Regions from separate parts of the Homo sapiens genome. Here region 2 is linked to region 1. A link is an interaction called in ENCODE POLR2A ChIA-PET data of the cell type or tissue named here. Cell type or tissue: HepG2. All regions are shown on one strand. Links, peaks and the distances in the headings refer to the core of each region. The heading gives the core; the rest is flanking DNA. Region 1 overlaps GPC6 (glypican 6). Region 2 overlaps GPC6 (glypican 6).

The links. Peaks named below come from ENCODE experiments on the same cell type or tissue, not always from the same donor. Only the 100,000 strongest peaks of a DNase experiment are listed, where the experiment ranks them.
Region 2: POLR2A ChIA-PET joins it to region 1 with 5 read pairs; 1 of 35 experiments calls an interaction of 5 or more read pairs at or near these places.

What each region holds. Positions count from the first base shown.
Region 1 is chr13:94,117,579-94,122,971 of GRCh38, reverse strand. The region is part of intron 4 of GPC6 (glypican 6); the gene reads right to left. Among named protein-coding and RNA genes, the nearest start is that of GPC6-AS1, 68 kb to the left of the region's middle. In HepG2, for the core only: a CTCF peak has its summit at 3,334 (motif pointing right); a DNase peak (open chromatin) is centred at 3,241; H3K4me3 peaks cover 342 bases.
Region 2 is chr13:93,961,151-93,966,543 of GRCh38, reverse strand. The region is part of intron 3 of GPC6 (glypican 6); the gene reads right to left. Among named protein-coding and RNA genes, the nearest start is that of GPC6-AS2, 110 kb to the right of the region's middle. In HepG2, for the core only: no CTCF peak of the experiment used is centred there; a DNase peak (open chromatin) is centred at 2,823.

The DNA of each region.
Region 1 (5,393 bases), core at 278-5,277:
TTTAGCTTTCTAAATAGCTAAGACAGAAGCTTAGAAACATTTTAATAATAAACCACTACAGAAGTAAACATGTTCTGCAAACAAATTAGGTCATGGTTGCATGTAAGAAGAGCGTCAAAAACACACAAAGTGAGTAAGTATGATTTCTGAAGTAAGCATTAAAATTCAACATACACTGCTTCATATAATGTTGAAGCTTTATCTGCAAAATGAGGAAGTTGGAGAGATTTTTGCAGCAATTTAAAATATGGAAATAGCTCTCTTCTGGCTGATTTATGACGTGTGCAGAGTAGTGAATGAAAGAACTAGAGTTTAGCCTGGGAATACTTTTTCCACCAAATAACATTTCAGGTTTAATCCTGCAGTGTGGTTTCATCTATTTCTCATCTCCTTTCTTACCCATGCCAAAACTGCCCTGTAACGAGTCTCAGATCAAATAGGAAAGTTGGCCAACAGGCTGGAGTTGCAGGACTGGTCATCCAACCTAATTACTAACTTTGGGCAAAGCCAAACCTAACACACCTCAGGGAGACAGTTATTTATAATACACACTTTAAAATATTGAGTAAATGTCAGAGGTTCCAAGAGTTTGAAACGCAGTCAGACTGGACCTGACTTTAGATGCAGGCAGAACAATCTGAGTATCTAATTTTCCTGCTCCATAAAATGAAGTCAAATGAGACTTCATAGAGGATTAAATGAGAAAAGCCTGCAAAGTGCCCAACACAAAACATGGCACACAGTAGTTTCCAAAAAATCAGGTGTATTCTCTATATTTTAAAAAAAATTGTGGCTTTCATTTTTATACCTCTTACAAATAGAAAACTTTTTTTTATTTATATATAATAATCCTGCAAGAAGGACCTTTCACATTATTTCTTACCCCTCCAAGCACTATTCCATTCAGACATAGTCTATCTTTTAGGGTGCCCCATAAACTAGACCAGTAGTTTTAAAATTGTTTAACGGTAGCACCAAGACTCTTTTTTCCAAATGAAATCTTATGCTGAATCCTAGTAGATAAAGATATGACTCATATCAGAACAGTTGTGCTGAAGCATGGAATGAGTGGTTGGGTAGGAGGAGCACAGTAGCCCAAGGACTCCTGTATTACTGAGTGTGAAGAATCTTGAACATGAACAATGCTGATTCAATAGAAATCCACAGACCCTGGAGAGGTGCAATGTACAGCTCTATTTTAAGATTAAGAGGAAGTACTGATGATAATCTTTAAAAAAATCAGCTGGATGACTAACCTAATAACTGGATAGTTACAAATATCTCTGTGTCTATGTTTTATTTGGGTTCACAATCATGTTGGCTTCCAGCCCTCATCTAAATTGATAACGCTTAACAGATAATATATCGTTAAGTATTGCCGTGTATCCTAATTTCAAAGATGATAATCATCCAATGTCCATTATATTCACGTTAAATTATTTTTACCAGTTATAGAAATGAAACTTTTCTTCCTAAGGGATAATTACTGCTTGAAAAACATTTTTATTGAATGACTTTTGTGTTTCGAGTTATTTAATAAACTGAGATTTGGATGTGACATTATAAAAACTGCAAAGTGCGATAGGATAATATACAAAAGTAATTATCCTTGGCTAGAGAGAAAACAATAAAGGTAGAATTAATCTGTGGGTTTTGTGTAAAACTAATGCCAACCGTCTTTATTCCTGTGCTTCTACAGGGCCCACTCTGGGAACACAAGAATGAAGATAAGCAGTCATTACAATGGAAGAAAGTGGTGTGGCAGAGGTATGGTACCCCAACAGCACATGGTGGTGTAAGCTTGCTGAAGTCAAAGGGACCTGTTGAAAGAGGTTTAGTCATGACTAGGCTCTGAAAGACTCTGCACTAGATCTGTACCCAGCGTTGATTCTCCATTAACATTTTCTAGCCTCATTTCCTTTGGGTGTTTCCCTCCCATTAATCTTTTTAATGGTCCCTCTGTGAATGTGCCTTGCCTCCTGGGTCACTCTCAGACATTTTAACAGAGATCACCCAGAGACAATGCTTGAAGCCCAGAGAACTGAACTAGTGGGAATATAATCTGTCTTTGCCGGCTGTTGGGAAAGGGAGGTAGCACTCCTTAAATCACATCCCTAGATGGCTGTCTATCTTATTTAATCAGAGAAGAACTCACTGGCTCTCCTGAACACCTGATTCATTGATTCCTCCTACACCTTTCCCCACATCTTAGTGTTTGTCTTTCCTACTAAAACACTCTCAATTTCCTCAGGCTTTATTTATAAAGTCTATATTTATATTCCAAAGCCTTTATCAGTTGTATTCAATTGTGGGGGCACAAACAATACTACGATCAATTCTGTGGTTCACAAAGCAAAACAGAATGTTTTCTCAGTTGTAAAATGCTATCAGTTGCTAAACCCACATTGATTTCATACCAGCTTTTCAGGGGAAAAAAAAAAAAGAAACCATATGTATTAAGTGTACATGATCAGTTTCTAGATGCATCCCAACTTAATCCTGATTTCAGAAACATTAACCGGAAGAAACCTGGCCTTTAAGAATAGAGGAATTAAGGTAAGTGACTAAGGCCAGGATCATACTCTCATGCTCTTAAGCTACTTGGGAGGGAAACCATGGGCAGGTGCAGGGTTTGTCCAAATGTTTTCTGCTGAATCCTAAAGGTTTTGGAAAACCTCCTCACTGGTCTCCCTGCTCCTGCCTTTGACCACCTATCACCTGTTTTCAGAACAGCACTGCGATCCTTCTACAGTCTGGTGGTGTATGTCTACTGCTTATGAGCCCTCACTCCGAGGAAATCCAGTGGTGTGCTGAAGCCAGCTCATACCAGCTCAAGAGAGCTGACAAATTTTGCAAGCTTGAGAAACGCAGCCATTCTTAAAAATTAAATTACATAAACATATAATTATATACATTATATTTAAAACATAGGTAACTCATTCTCAAAACTCATCCCTTCCTATTACGCTTTACTATATCATCTATGCTCTTGCAGCTATTTACATCTATTTTATCTATATGTAAGAAATACTATATGAGCGTTGGTACCGCTGCACTTCCCTTCCCAGCTCCACATTCAGCAACGTCCTGCTTAGTCTCAGCCCTGGTGTGACTGTTTCCACTATAGCAATTGACAAATGCTACAAATCAAAGTCAAATCTCTTCCCCTTCATTCCCCCAAGAGCTGATTGTTAAACATTTACTAGCATACTGCTGAGTAAAACAAAGTCCTTACACAGGTCTACAAGGCACTCTGAGATCTGGCTCGCTTCCCTCTACTCAAGCCACACTGGTGTCCTTGCAAGGGCAGACTCATTGCACAACTCCAGGGGGCACTGGTCACAGTGTTTTCTGTGTATGGTGCTTCTCCTGCCCACTGCCCTCAGCCAAGTTGTGTAATTTGGAGAAACGATTCTTACCTGGGTCTGGACAAAGCCAAATACAGTCCTGTCTCCAGGCTTTGCACCTGCTGTTTCTCCTGCCTGTAATGCTATTCCCCCACAACCCCTGCCCTATTGCTCCTTCACCGCCTTCAGTTGTCTGCTCAAAGGTCACCTTGTCAGTGAAGCTTTCCCTGACCACGCCATTTAAAGGAGCAAACATCCCCTACCCCTCCTTTGGCTCTCCTAGGCTCCCTTCTCTGCTTTATTTTTCTTCAGAGCACTTATCACCAACTGACATACTGCATCTTTTACTTTTTACTTCATTGTTGTCCCTTTTTTTTCTCCAGAATGTAAGCTCCAACACAGCTCAGGCTTTGTTTTGTGCATTAGATACCAACGACCTGGAATAGTGGCTTGCATATAGTAGGTGCTCAGTAATATTATTGAATAAATGAGTGAATATATGAGGATATTAACAAGAATTCTGATTTTATACATATATGCACACACATATATTGTAATTTTAAATGTATATATATATACACATACATATATGCAAGTGTACACACACACACACACACACACACACACATACATAATGTATATACAGGCCAGGAATTTGAATATCTAGATTTGAGTTATGGCTGTGATGCTGATGGACACTTCTTACTGGAGGTTTAGTCGAGGAGCCTGCTTATGCCCAGAGACACTCTCTGAAGCAGAAGTAAAGCACAGGAAGTGTTTCTTTGGCATATAGTAGGTTTCTCTTTCTGCTAGAACAACATATGGGAGCCTGACTCTGTTGAACTCCCTTAGAGACAGGAAATTTTCTCATCACTGAAGGAAATCAAGGCAGGAACTTAAACTAGTTCAAGAAAGGTGGCTATAGCTAAAGAAGGGAGAATAAACTTCAAAAAGCAATAGAAACCTTGACTAAAAGAGAAAGTATGAGTTTTCCTGAACAGGGACACAAGACATGAGAAACAAGAAAAGAATAATGCAGGGCAAATAGAAAAAGAGAAGGAGAAACGCCATATGTTCACATGAAATGATTTGGGATTGGCAAAAGTGAAGATCTGTCAATATCTAAGACTCTCCTGATCGTCTCTGTATTAGTCCATTCTCATGCTGCTATAAAGAACTTCCCGAGACTGGGTAATTTATAAAGGAATGAGGTTTAATTGATTCATAGTTCTGTACGGCTGGGGAGACCTCAGGAAACTTAAAATAATGGCAGAAGGGGAAGCAAACATATCCATTTTCATATGGCAGCAGGAGAGAGAACTGCCAAGCAAAGGGGGAAAAGCCCTTTATAAAATCATCAGATCTTGTGAGAACTCACTCACTATCACGAGAACAGCAGCATGTGGAAACTGCCCCTATGATTCCATTATCTCCCACTGGGTCCCTCCTATGACACTTGGGGATTATGAGAACTACAATTCAAGATGAGATTTGGGTGGGGACACAGACAAACCACATCAGTCACCATTCTTCTTCATATTTCTTCCATATTCAATAATTTTAATAATCTAATAATAGGCAATTTTACATTAAAATCTTCCTTTTACATGGACTTTAGAAATCATTTTGGATATGTTAAAGCAGAAACATATCTCAAACATTACAACCTTCATTTCAAAAAGTTTTCAATGTTTCCAAATTACATGTCCTCAGGAAAATAATTTTCCAAGCATGCTCCTACTCATATGCCAATAACCTCCAAATCTATATTCAGAAATCATCTTCACCTATGAAAAACCAGATGTATTTGTGTTATTCATTTGCCCCAATGAGTAATTGCAATAAATGGGAAGCTGGCCTAAAATGGGGCATCCTATAGGCAGAACTGAGAATTGACCGTTGGTCCATGGTGCCTGCTGAAGTTTAAGTGTTCTTTCCTTTCTCTACCACTTACTTTGTTCTCTTCTTGTCTGCAGGTCCTAACACTGAACCTGGCATAGAGCAAGTGTTTGGTAAATATGTTCTGAGCCAACAAATGAAGGAGTC
Region 2 (5,393 bases), core at 224-5,223, 160 kb after region 1:
GCTAAAGTTGCTTATACTTTTGTTAGCTCTTGGTCCACCAAACAAACACAGCAAAGTATACACAGAAGATCAAAAGCATAAGTGAGTTACCCAACAGAGGTGTGCTCAAAAGCAGAGGTCTGGTAGCCCATATGAAGCAAAAGAAAAGTCTACCCTGTAAAGGAAATATACATTCACACACATATACCTTGGCTCACTCTTTTATATTGTTTTAGGCAAGTGCAGGAGATGAGGACCCACTCAATTCTTTGAGGATCTGTTCTGTCACTGGCTTGCTGCACAATGGTTACATTCTTATTCCTATTATGTCAAGTTGATTTGAGTAAGCAGGTTTGCCTGCCTGCAGCCAGTGACACTAAAAAGGATAGAATCATTTGACATTAAGGTGGATCATACAAGCAAAGGTGCCCCAGGAGGAGATCCCTCAGCTTGTAATTTAACTCAGTCTATGACCTCAGTGGAATAATTTTCCCCAGGAGACGTGACAGCACAGAGTTTATGTCAGAGGATCATGGTGGTCTTTCCTTTCATAACTGGCCTGTGGTCATGGCAGGAGATATTGGGCTGATAGATGTGCTGGGCTGCGGGAAGAGGGCTGGCCAGGCTGGATCTGATTTTTCACTCTACTTTTTCAGAATATTTTCCTGCCTAAAATATTGTCACAAAACGTAGTGGCTGCAAACAGTCATCCCTTATTCATTCATAATTCCAGGAGTTGGTGATTTTGGCTGGGCTCAGCTGGTCAGTTTTTCTGCTGGTCTCCTCTGAGGTGACCTAAGAGGCTGCTGTCATCTGGTGGCTTGACAAGGGCTCAATGTTCTAAATAGGCTGTCTACACATATCTGGCAGATAACGGACTGGCAGTGAGGACACCTCAGTTCTTCTCCACTGGCCTCTCCAGCAGGCTAGTTCAGTTTACCTCTTGGTGACCAAGTTTTAAGAGGGTGAGACAGAAAGAAGCTACAAGCTCTCTCAAGTCCTCAGCTCAGAAGTCCCATGGCATCACATCTACCATATCCTGCTGGTCAAAGCAAGGTACAAGGTCAACCCAAATAAAAGAGGGAGAAACAGTCTCCTCCTCTTGACCGAATGAATTGCAAAGTATTCGTGGTTATTTATTTATTTATTTATTTGAGATGGAGTCTTGCTCTGTCACCCAGGCTGGAATGCAGTGGCGCAATCTCGGCTCACTGAAAGCTCCACCTCCCGGGTTCATGCCATTCTCCTGCCTCAGCCTCCCGAGTAGCTGGGACTACAGGCGTCTGCCACCATGCCCGGCTAATTTTTTGTATTTTTAGTAGAGAGGGGGTTTCACCGTGTTAGCCAGGATGGTCTCAATCTCCTGACCGTGTGATCTGCCCGCATCAGCCTCCCAATCGTGGTTATTTTTAACTACCAAACTTCCCTTGCTAAAAAAAAAAAAAAAAAAAAAAAAAACAAACTCATAGTGTTTCCCAAATACTTACTAACTTTATATATTTACAAAAACATAATAATTAAGGAGATAATTATTAAACATGAAATGAAAACTATCTTTTTAAATGACTGCTGTCTCTTTTTATATGGTAGCAATAGTATTAAAACTTTCTTCTCTTGATAAGGGCTTTGAGTGTAAGCTATTTTCTGCAATGTGTAGAATGCTACAACATTTTTTATTCCCATGTAGAAGTCAGCGGAACAGAATGAGAATTACTGGAGCCATAATGGAAATGGAAAACTTTGGGCTATTTTCTCTTTCTAGTAGGTGAATAATGCAGTATGATAACAACGCCAGTCACTTCAGAAATAGGAGAAACAACAGAATTTTCACTGTATTGCTTTCAGTCACACTTTTGCCCTCTGGATACTTCTGGAAGACTGGTCAGGAATAAAATACGCTATTCAGAGAAAACACAGTTACATTTTACTATACGCACTACCCACTTCTTAAAAACAAAGTTACACCTTGATCCCATTATTCTTTTAAAATAGGATTTACTGTGCACAAATATTATTGTCTCCCCTCTTTTATCTGTTTTTGATTAGCCCTCCTAGGGGATGATACATCATTAAAGGGTTTTGTGCTGGGCTACTTTAAGTGATTCTGAATATTCTGTTGTGTCAGCTCACTGTAATAAAACCCAGTATTTTAACAGTATTGCTCATCCAGTTGCCATTGATAATAATGGGCTCCTTTTACGGCCTTTTTTTACACTTAAACTAATGCATGATATCATTATGTGTGGACCTCATTTTCCCAGGGTTAGTACCACCACGTTAGTCAAGGAAGCAATGACTGAATTGTCATAGGAGTTACCTTTTTCACTATGCAAGGTTATCAATCTAACATTCACAGCTAAACCTGAAATTCCTTAGGACCCTGTGAGTTCCTTCATCATGGATCATCTTTCTCCATGACCTCTAAAAGTCTTTCTAGTAGATGATCTCATTTTATTTCCAAACAACTAAAGATCAGTTACAAGCATTGTTTCTTTGGTAATACATGAGTGGGGGGAGGTGGAGGAAAAGAAAAACCAGGAAGTGTTGCATCTCGATTGCAAAGTGAGTCATTAGAAAGGATGAAAAAATTGACAGTGTGCCATCTGAAATGATCAAGTTATCAGGGCTGACATTGATACAAAGTCTCCTGATACTTGGAACAAACCAGAATGGTACCAAAGGGCTGAACATGAGCCAGATTTCATTTGTCAGTGGGTTGCTCTTATTTTGACAACATCTTGGTAAAATTGTCACATCTGTTGAAATTCTGTTTGAAAATTAGCTGTAGGAAAGAACACCAAACAATCTTATTTTCACGTATTGTGTACACAAGGATTTTCCTACAATGAGTCATCAGTCACCAGCAACAATGAAATGTCACAACAATTCCAAAGATACCATCTGTCTAACGGAGATGATTTAAAGACAAACATACGCCATTTAGCACAGCTATTTTTTAAATGACCACTGATTAAAATCAAAGCACTTCAGATCTTTTCTGAACTGTTATTAACAGCACTGATATTGGAAAACTACAATTAAAGTGTTACGTATCGATAACATCTGCTAAGACTATAAATGATGTTTATTTAAGCTTCCTCTCTTGAGAACAGCTGACATTTGAAAATGTGGAAGATGTTTGCATCACCTCTGTGTCCTCTCCACCTGGTGTTTACAAAATTTTCCCATCAGAGCCTATATCATTGTACACTTCTATTTTATTCAGTAATCACAAATGAGTAAAAGAGTTTATTTGCAGATTTTGTTCAGTAGCTAAAATATGTGTGGCCATTGCAGAAAAAAAAAATAAAGCTCATCAAGACCATGAAAACCCTTTTCTAAAAGCACTTTTCTCCATGGTTCATGATTTTGTTTACTTAATAATACTCATAGTGATCTTGGAAAATCTAGAGGATTGGGAACAAATCTACAAGAAAAAATAGCCAATTATTCAATTATAAAAGTAATACCTAAGCAGAAAGTAAAGAATATAAAAAAATGCTACACAGCTTAGGAGACTGGTATGCTTCACATAAAAATATGCCATTAAATTTCAGATGCAAAAGGTATTATGAATTCTCCATGATGGATTTTGCTTCAATAAATATTAATGGTGAGATAGAGCTAATCAGAACAACTGTCACACAATATTTGAGAGTTTGGTTACAAGTACCTATTGCCATTGCTGTGAAATATTCCACTCAATCCAACAAAGGTTTATCAGACACCACTGTGTGTGCTTACACACTTTCATCTTTTAGTCATTTTCTGTCCAAAGAGCAAAAAAGCGATCATATTTAATTTATAATAATACATTGAAGCCACTTTATAGTATTTCTTGGGGTGACAGAAACAGCATCTGTATAATAGACTAGCTTGTTATTCTAGGTTTTACCACCTGGATTCAAATTTCAAAGGACATGTTAATCCATGTCACCAAATAATAGAACTTTAAGAATAACTAACACCTATATAAGTATTGTTGTTTATTTATGTGTTTATTCCTTCATGCACTTATTCGTTTCTGTATTCAGTCTTTCGGCAGATATTTCAAGGCTGCTTAGAATGTGGGGCACTGGGTTAGGAACTGGGAGTAGTATGAACAAGAGAGAATCCAGGTTAGAGAAAGAAAAAAAATATATATATATTTTTTGCTAACTACTGTTACTAAATTAAATGATCTGGGGTAACTTTCACAACATCTCTCTTTCTGTATCCTTTCATGCGACCATTCTTATCAATAATTAATTTCAACAAAAGAACCTTATCAAATGCTTAAGGGTTAAAAAGATGCCATTACTTATTCAAGATGAAATATGTTATGCAGGAACTTTGCTGAAGTTGGACTGTCAGCCCTGCTACTATTTTAGGTGAAATGGAATTTACAACCATGTTGTGGGGGACTTATAGTAATGGACTACATTTTATCAGGTAAGCAATATGGTTCAAATACTCACCAGCCGTGTGATCTTAACTTTCCTGAACTTGTTTCTTTAATTGTTAAATGGAGATGATAATATCGACCTGAATGGGCTGTTGTGAGGACTAGGAATGATTTATGTAACATGTTTGGTGAACAGCCTCAGGAATAGTTGAGTCTTGAACAGCAACGAACTACAGATGCTGTTAATATTAGCTTCAAGCTAGGTGAGGCTAGGACGGCTCAAAGATTTTAGTAGAAATGGCTAACTGAACAAATAAACACCTTGGCAATTGCCTAAAATCTCTGCTATTTACATTTATTGTTAAAAAAAAAGGAGGGGAGAAATTTCAACTTAAAATAGCACTAAAACATATGAAGTTGGCTGCACTGCAATCAAACTAAACTTTCAAGTCTCCTCTGAAATTTTAGTAGAAGTTCATCATTTCCTCTATCTTTAAACCATTTACTAAGCTAATGACAAACAATGTCTGGGACATCATGGCCAAATCAAAGCATGCTAATGTTTCCCTTCATCACTAAAAGGAATTGTGATGGTCTATGCATTTCAAAAGCTATTCTGTGTTACTCTGGTATGTCAACAATATAACAATAAATAATGAATCTTTTTTCTTTTGGAAATATATTTCAACTTTTAAAAGTTCAATGGGCTACTTTTAACTTGAATATAAAAAGAGGAAGGTGGAAATACTGATTTTTCATGTAAAGCCATATTTTATCTCAATCACTGCTTCGCATTATTTACTTTCCAAACACCTGGCTGGAGGTAAATGCAACTGTTATTTAAATTTAGAGATTAGTTGCCTCATGTGCAGAATTTTATTATAGGTTTATTTTATTGTTTGGCCAGCCAGTTAAGACTCAAGAGATTATTTATAGGTTCTCATTTCAGATTCTAAATTTCCTCTTAAAATTTAGATTTAAGTAATCTGTTTTAAATGGCATCTAGTGACACCCAACAGGATGCCAAAAC